Regions from separate parts of the Homo sapiens genome. Here region 2 is linked to region 1. The links are chromatin loops, found by intact Hi-C in ENCODE. Cell type or tissue: IMR-90. All regions are shown on one strand. Each heading gives the region's core, and the rest is flanking DNA. Links, peaks and the distances in the headings are about the cores only.

Region 1 (4,407 bases), core at 79-4,078:
CCTTATTAGACTATAAACTCCATTCACCATCTTTCTGGAGCTGTCATCTTTCATTAGGAACATCGTAATAGCCTTTCAGCTAGTAGCCTGCCCCCCTCCACTGTTACCTGCTTTTGAAGTGATTCTCCCCATCTCCAGAGTAAGTGGGCTCATCAAACTATGCTTCTCTGTGTGAAAGGTGTGGTGGTGGGAACTGGGTGAAATTAGCTCCAGGACACCATTAGCACTTGGTCTAATTTATTTACTACAGTAGGTATCCATGTGCTGAGAGGTTCTCAAGAAGGATGGGGAGTGGGGAAGAGTAGGAGTAAGTGGAGAAAGTAGGGGCTGAGAAACTAGGTGAAGAATCAGAATCAGGTGTAGACAGCCATACGAGTCACAGATCTGAAAAGGTCGAGTTAGCCAGAGTTCAACCAGGGCTGCCAGAACTTGTGTGGTTAGGGTGTGCCAGGCAGTGCCGTTAGGAGCTTCCATGTATTCAAGGGTTGGAGTGGTCATGAAATGAGAAAACGCTGTGCAGTGACAAAAAGTAGTTGCAAAATTCTGAGTTTGGAGCCGAGAGGAACATACACTGTGGGAGATACAACGAGCAGCCTAAGTCAGAGTCTTGTCAAAATCCATTTCATGAAAAGCTGAACTTTCAAAATAGTGTAGTTATATTTGGTGCATTGCAATGCCACATAATTTCCTCCTTGACCACTATATTAAAGGGTTGCTTTCAAACGTCTTCCCCAAATGGTAAACATGATTCCAAGTGGTTTAAGTTCACATTTCTGTCAACAGAAATTTAACTTTTGTGGTTCTGATGGGTGAGAAGTGATAACTCAGGATTACTTTAGTTTGGATCTTTCTGATTACTGTTCAGATCATGCATTTTTTCATGTTTACTGTTTAGATTTGCTTTTCTGAAAATGCCTATTCACACATTCTTTACTCGTTTTTCTGTGGAGTTTTTTTTTTCTTTTTCCTGTAAATTTTTGGTCACTCATTTCATACTATAGGTATTAACCTTTTTCTGATACATCCCAGATATTTCTTGAAGTCTACTGTATAATAAGATTATTCTTTTCTTTATGGTATCTTTGACAATACACATGTTTAAAAAATTATCTTTTCCTTTGCAACTCCCTGGTTTGCTATTTCAGTTGAGAATGTTTTCCTAACCTGTAGTGTATAAATTCATTCTCTTAAATTTTATTCTAACATATTAATTTTTTTACATTTTTGTTTTTAATCCATATGGATTTAACTTTGGATATGGATTAAATAGAGGTCTAGTTTTTTTTCCTCTAGATGGCTATATTAAAATCCCATGTATACTAAGATACATTTTGGCACTCCCCATTTTAAAGATTTATTTTTCTGAGTAATACTAGCCAACACATATCAGTGCATATACTATAGATGTCAAATCCTGTCCTGGGTGCTTTACATACTTTACTTCATTTAATCCTGGCAGCATCATTGTGGGTAAATTCTGTTCCACATGAACTTTAAAATGCCTTTATCAAATTAAAAAGAAACCATTGGAATTATGATTAGAATTACATGAAATTTATATATGGATTTTTTGGAGAATTGACATGCTTTATGTCTTTCAATAATATTTTATTTTCTTCATATGTCTTAAACCTGTCTTGTCAAATTTAGCCTTAAGCATTCTGTACTTTTATCACTATTACAGAAAGAATATAGTCATACGTCTCTTAACAATAGGGATATGTTCCGAGAAATGCAGCATTAGGCGATTTTGTCGTTGTGAAAAATGTCATCGTGTCGTTACACAAACCTAGGTGGGATAGCCTACTAACACCTAGGCTGTATGGTCTAGCCTATTGCTTCTAGGTTACAAACCTGCATGGTATGTTACTGTATGGAATCCTGTAGGCCACTGTAATACAGTGGTGTTTGCTTATTTAAATATATCTAAACATGGAGAAGGAACAGTAAAAATAAAGTGTTTCATTATAATCTTAAGGGACCACCATCATATGTGCAGTCCGTTGTTGACTGAAACATCATCATGTGGCATATGACTGTGTTTTTCCATTCTCACTTCTTTTTGGTTACTGCTGTAACCATTCCTACAGATGCAGTAAGGATGGTATGTGTATTAGTCAGGTTTGTCTAAATTACACTGCAATAACAAGCAACCTGAAAATATCAGTGGCTTATAACAACAAAAAATTTCCTGCTCATACTGCATGCCCATCCCAAGCTGGCTGCAGCTCTGCTTCACATCACCCTTACTCTGGGGCCCAGGCTAATGAAACCATTGCTGTCGGGCACATTGCAGTCTTGTAGTAGAGAGGAGTCAAAGTATAGCATCTACTGGTTCTGAAAGCTCCTGCCAGGAAGTGTCACACATCACTTCCCCCACACTTTATAAGCCAAAGCAAGAAGTGCCCATATCCGACATTGAAGCATCCGGGATGCCTATGTTCTCCACAAGGAAGGGCCCTTCAAGTCACAATGCCAAGCCTGACACCTAAGAAATAACCAGTGAGATAGGATCAGTACTCTTTCAACTTGAAGGGCAGCAAATATTTTGATCACTAATACCATGTATCGCAATATTTTTTTGTTAAGTTGGCGAGATTGAGAAATCCTAGAAAATGACACCTATGCAATAGATGTTTATCTCCATTCAACCATAATTGGTTTTTCTCTTACTTTCAAGTATGCAAGAAGGTGACGCTTTTTCTTGTCTCTTAAATATAGCCAGCCAGGTGCAGTGGGTCATGCCTGTAATCCCAGTACTTTGGGAGGTCAAGGCAGGTGGATCACCTGAAGTCAGGAGTTTGAGACCAGCCTGGCCAACATGGCAAAACCCTGTCTCTACTAAAAAATACAAAACAAAATTAGCCTGGCATGGTGGCAGATGCCTGTAATCCCAGCTACTAGGGAGGTTGAGGCATGAGAATCGCTTGAACCCGGGAGGCGGAAGTTGCATTGAACCGAGATCTCACCACTGCACTCCAGCCTAGAGGATACACCGAGACTCTATCTCCAAAAAAAAAAAAAAAAAAAAAAAATTAGATATAGCCATGTGACTAATCCTGGCCAATGAAAATGTGAGTAGAAGTGATGTGTGTGTTTCATTCCTGCACAGAAGCATTGAGAAGTTGAAGCATGATTCTCCATATCTTCCCTGTCATAGTGATAATAGAAGTATATGCTGATGTAGAAGTACCGAAAGGGTAAAGTAGCTAGAATGTCATCATATAGAAGACAGTGGCTCTGGATGTCATCCAGATAAAGAGTCTGTGGTTTTAAGTCACTGAGACTTAAGGGTTTTTTTGGTTTTACTTCTTTATTACTGTAATATAACCTAGCCTAGCTTTAATCAGGATAGGCTAGGTTATGCTGTAGTAATAATACATATTTAAAATATTTTAACATAAAACATATGTGTGTGTGTATATATATATATTCATTTATCCATAATGTGATGTAGGACAAGGTCCTTCTCTTAAGTATGGGTCTACTGATTTGGAGTACCATGATATCTTTCTTGCATAAACTACATCAATAATGCATCATATACAGTTTTCAGTTTGGATTTCTCTAATGTGGTTCAATAACTTAATAAGACTTGTAGAAAAATGCAAATACAAAATCTTAAAATTTTCTCCTTATGCTTTACAATTGTTATGCCCAAACCAACAGCATTTTTTTGCAACCTGTCTTTATTGAACCTTTCTAAAGCAGACAACAGCTTCCATGAAAACAAAAATTCATTCTTATCACATTATTATGTGTTGGCTTCAGTAGTATTTGTTCAAGTTACTTGGTTTATAATAACAGTACAACTGTCATAAAAATGTTTAGGAGCAAGCACAACTAGAAATTGGTAAACAAACAACTCATCTGGTAAAAGTGGAGTACATGGTTATGTAAGCGAGTAGCTCACAAGTTGAGTGCATTTTTTCTGCCATAAGCAATAGTCTGTAGGTTTCACAGATGACATTGAGAGCTTGTGTAAACCCCAAGAGTTATTTAGATAGAAGCAAACGAAGAGAACATATGGAGAACAATGTACACACGTATGTATATTCACATATTTATGTATCTTTGTGTATTTATCTTGTGTCCAGCCATGTTAATTAAACAGATATGTTCTTTTTAAAAGCATATCTTAGAGCTTCTAAGTATGTTGGCATATTATCAGCAAAAAGATAATTTAATCTCTTCTTTCCCAAATTTATATTATTTTCTTTCCTTATCTTACTGTACCTGCTAAAACCTCCAAAATAATGTTGAATAAATAATGGTGATAGTGAATGTCCCAGTTTTTTTCCTGATTTCAGTGTAAGTATATTTAGTGTTTCACTCTTTGGGACGATATATGTTATTAGTTTTTTGGTAAGGTCTTTAATATTTTAGGTGGTAACTTTCTGTGGCAGA
Region 2 (4,407 bases), core at 207-4,206, 92 kb after region 1:
TCCAAGAGGATAAGTTCCTAGAGGACACAAGAGGCCCTTCTAGGGATTCTCAGAACTATTTGGAAGAACTGGAGGCATGCCAGAGGAAGGTGGAATTCCCTCCAGGGAAAGCAGAGCTGCTATACTTTTATGTTCCAAAAAGTTTCATGCAGGGAACCGTGCTATTTTTCCTCAAGATAGTATGGGGAGCAGAAGTGTCAATAATGTCAGCCAAATGGAGCTTTGACCATCAGTGGTCAGGAGACCTTAGAACATGGAAATTCTGGGTTAGGCTCCACCATCTGAGGCCTTCCATCCAAATCAACATTAGAGACTGCAACTAATACCAGCTGCCAGATTTCCAACTCTTTCTCCTCTCAGGAGTCCCTGTTTATAAGCAGATGCCTCACCTTTTGCCTGAATGTCTTTGGATAGAAATATTCAGTAATCATCAAGGTGATGAAATGAGATTGGAACATTCCAGACACAAATCAATGTACATAATACTTAAAATCCTTGGACTTGAAATGAGGGAAGGGCAGGCAGGCCTGTTTGCTGGCATTGAATACATCGTTACCTGGTCTGTTATCCAAGAATCTGTGCTTTATACAACTCAAAAACAAAAATCCCAGTTAGAAAATGGACAAAGGACATCAATAGACATCTCTCGGAAGAAGGTACACAAATGGCCAAAACACACATGAAAAGATACTCCATATCATCAATCAGGGAAACATAAATCAAACCACAATAAGGTGCCACTTCACAACAGATGGGTGGATGAACACAATATGGGCTGGGCTATCCCTACAATGCAATGTCATTCTGCTGTGAAAGAAAGACAGCCCCGACACTGACACACGCAGATGGATCTTGAAGATGTTATGCTAAGTGAAACAAACCAGACGCCAAAGGACAAATATTGTACCATTCCACTTATGTGAGGAAGCTAGAGTAGTCAAGTTCATAGAGACAGAAGGTCTCTATGAAGGTAGAGCGGTGGTGGCCAGGGGCTGGGGGAGGCAAGAATGGGGAATGACTGCTCAATGAATGCAGTTTAAGTTTTGCAAGATTAAAAATTTATGGAGATGGATGGTAGTGATGGTTGCATGAGTATATAAAGGTGCGTAATGCCACTGAATTGCACACTTGAAAATAATTAGAACAGCCGGGCACAGTGACTCACGCCTGTAATCCCAGCACTTTGGGAGGCTAAGGTGGGTGGGTCACTTGAGGTCAGGAGTTCGAGACCAGCCTGGCCAACATGGTGAAACCCTGTCTCTATTAAAAATATAAACATTAGCCAGGTGTGGTGGCAGGCGCCTATAACCCCAGCTACTTGGGAGGCTGAGGCAGGAGAATCACTTGAACCCAGGAGGTGGAGGTTGCAGAGAGCTGAGATCGCGCCATTGCGCTCCAGCCTGGGCAACAAAGTGAAACTCTTGTTTCCCAGAAAAAAAAGAAGAAAATAATTAAAATGGCAAATTTTGTGTTACATTTCTTTTATCACAATTTTGTAAAAAGAAAAATATATATGTATATACACATACTTATAGGCATATATATACATATATACATATGTAAAACACATAACACATACCTAGGTGTGTGTACATATGTAAACATATATACACACATACATAGGTGTGTATATATGCATATATTATATATAATGAGATTTGTAATATTCTAAGATTATGTCCTCTCTGCTATTTTGATATTGAAATGTCCTTTTTTCATGAAATAATCATGATAGTAGATGGTAATTGTTGTTTTTAATGTCTTGATAAACCAAAATATATATTGGCCTCCCAAGCCCTTTTCGGAAAGGTTGCTGGTCTGTGACACCAAAGGCCTGGGAAGCACTTGGTTGCTGGCCTGGAGTCTCCGGGAGTCTCCCAGCCATGACGTTGTTCAGTTGAGGACGGTGGTTCTCAACCTTGGCTGCACACAGGCGTCAGCCGTGGAGTTTTTAAAAGACTGACACCTTGGCCCAACTCCAGGGATTCTAATGTCATGGGTCTGGGTGTCAGGACTTTAAAAGCTGGCCAAGGAGAAATAGGTGAGTGAGCTGGGGCAAGGAGCCAGACGGTGGCCATGTTTTTACTTTTTCGGGTTCTCCTAATCAAGTGCAAACTCGTCTTTCTTTGTTACTCCCAGAGTGGAAAATGGACCAAAGAAAAACAAACAGGAGTGGGAAAGGTCAGACAATGGAAAGAGAGAGCAGCAAAACATTTGTTTTAGAATGAATTCGCTTTTGGAAATGTATCTTTTCGACCGCCTTTTGTCTTTATACCACTTAGGCTTTGGAACTCCTTGACTCCTAATTAATTCTGTTTGAGAAAATCTCATTCTTTTCCTTATTTCATTTGTAAATAACTTTCCACAGGAACAGTAAAACAACACGAGGAGAAAATCTCTCAAAACATGCCAAAGAGCCTTTGGTATTTCTCTTCATGCCGTGATTATGACATCACCCAAAGTGTTTGGTCATCCAGAAATGTACTTCCTCTTGGCTTTTAGAATTCCTTGCATATTAAGATACGTTTCTAATTATATTCAAATAGAAACCAGATGTTTTGAACACTGTACTTTAAAATCTCTTCCTGAGTTTTATTTAGAATATTTTAGGAGAGGGTGGCATTCAGCTCACTCTTTCTCTACTTTTTCTGTGTATTCCCAAAGATTTCATATTCTCAAATATTTTTCCTGGGAATTTAGAAATCTGACTCCAAGAGAAAATTGTGTATACCAACTGACCTTTCACAAGGCTCAACTCTGAGTACTAAGAAAAGGAAAGGGTTAATTTTGTGGGTAGTGGTATTTCTGGAGTTTTCTGTAACATCCTTAGAATTAGAAAATAGCTTCCTAGTTGATTACCCTCTTGTCTCTGTCAAATCTTGGCTTTCACCTTTCTTATAAATGGAACAAGCCTTCTTTGTGCTGTATCTTGCCTCAAGCACGCTTGCTACTCATATAATAGGGAACTGCAAAATAATACGGGAACAATTAGCCTTTTAAATTTGTTTTGTTTTGTTTTGTTTTTTTGAGAGAGTCTCTCTCTGTCACCCAGGCTGGAGTGCAGTGGTGTGAGCAGAGCTCACTGCAACCTGGAATTCCTGGGCTCAAGCTATCATCCTGCCTCAGCCTCCTAAATAGCTTGGGCTGCAGGCATATATCACCACACCTGCCTAAGTTTTTAAATTTTTATAGAGCCAGGGGTCTCCCTATGTTGCCCAGTGTGGTTTTGAACTCTTGGCCTCAAGCAATCCTCTCACTTCGGCTTCCCAAAATGCTAGGATTATTATGGCGAGAGCCACCATATCTGGACCGATTACCCTTAACTTGGAACATAAATTTTCTTTTCCTCCTGGGATCTTGCCAGTAGGAAGGAAACACTACAAGTTCAAGACTACATATTAGCCTAGATTTGTTTAAGTCTTTACTGTGTCATGAACTATACTGAGTGTGAGCTTTTCACTCTCCACAGGGGCAGTTGCTGGGGTCTGGGTGTGAAGGGGTGTCCACCTAAGGTAGGACCAATAGAAACAAAGGTTTCCTGTGTTTTCAAAGGTCAAGACCACCGTCTTCTTTCTTACCCCCAACTAAGGTTGCTGAAAAGAAGTGGTCTGGGCCTGGGAAGGGACAGGAGACTGACTTCTGCCAGCCCAGTTCACCTGCCCAGAGGTGGCTTCACAGGAGGCAGGTCTGGAGAAGACACCTTTAGTTTGGTCTTTTTCCTTTACTTATGCGAGCCTTGTGCATAGCAAGGTACAGGAGACTTGAGACCATCGGCCTCTCTGGCTGGTGCGCAGGGTGAAATGAAATGTTTAAGTCTTACACTTCTTTTCTCATAAAATACGTCAGTTCAAAGGAAAAGGTCAGTCCCCAGTGGCATCTTCTGCCCACCTCATTCTTCCCTTCCCCTCTTGCTATAACTGGGATATCCCCTCCCTCTATAGGTTTTCTGCCTCTTCTAGGCCCAGCGAACTCACACTCCGCCCTTGAGACCCGGGTCAAACAGCACCTCTTCCCTGCAGCCTTCCCAGCTCCCACACTCAGCTAGCTGTTGCCACCTCCACGTCCCCACACCATTTGTACACACCTTTCTTTATATTTCATTTTCTTGTAGTTATTTTTAATTTAATTTAATTTAATTTAATTTAATTTAATTTTATTTTATTTTATTTTATTTTATTGAGACTGAGTTTCGCTCTATTGCCGAGGCTGGAGTGCAGTGGTGAGATCTCAGCTCACTGCAACTTCTATCTCCTGGGTTCAAGCAATTCTCCTGCCTCGCCTCCCAAGTAGCTGGCACGCCTGGCTAAATTTTGTATTTTTAGTAGAGATGGGGTTTCACCATGTTGGCCAGGCTGGTCTCAAACTCCTGACATCAAGTGATCTGCCCGCTTTGGCCTCCCAAAGTGC

What was found. A loop is a pair of places that touch in the nucleus more often than their neighbours do. Peaks named below come from ENCODE experiments on the same cell type or tissue, not always from the same donor. Only the 100,000 strongest peaks of a DNase experiment are listed, where the experiment ranks them.
Region 2: it touches region 1 in a loop (2.9-fold over the local background); 2 of 110 quality-filtered maps call a loop at or near these places.

The regions. Positions count from the first base shown.
Region 1 is chr13:28,648,179-28,652,585 of GRCh38, reverse strand. No RefSeq gene overlaps it. Among named protein-coding and RNA genes, the nearest start is that of POMP, 8.7 kb to the left of the region's middle. In IMR-90, for the core only: no CTCF peak of the experiment used is centred there; a DNase peak (open chromatin) is centred at 2,085.
Region 2 is chr13:28,556,389-28,560,795 of GRCh38, reverse strand. No RefSeq gene overlaps it. Among named protein-coding and RNA genes, the nearest start is that of FLT1, 63 kb to the right of the region's middle. In IMR-90, for the core only: no CTCF peak of the experiment used is centred there; a DNase peak (open chromatin) is centred at 2,455; H3K27ac peaks cover 2,076 bases.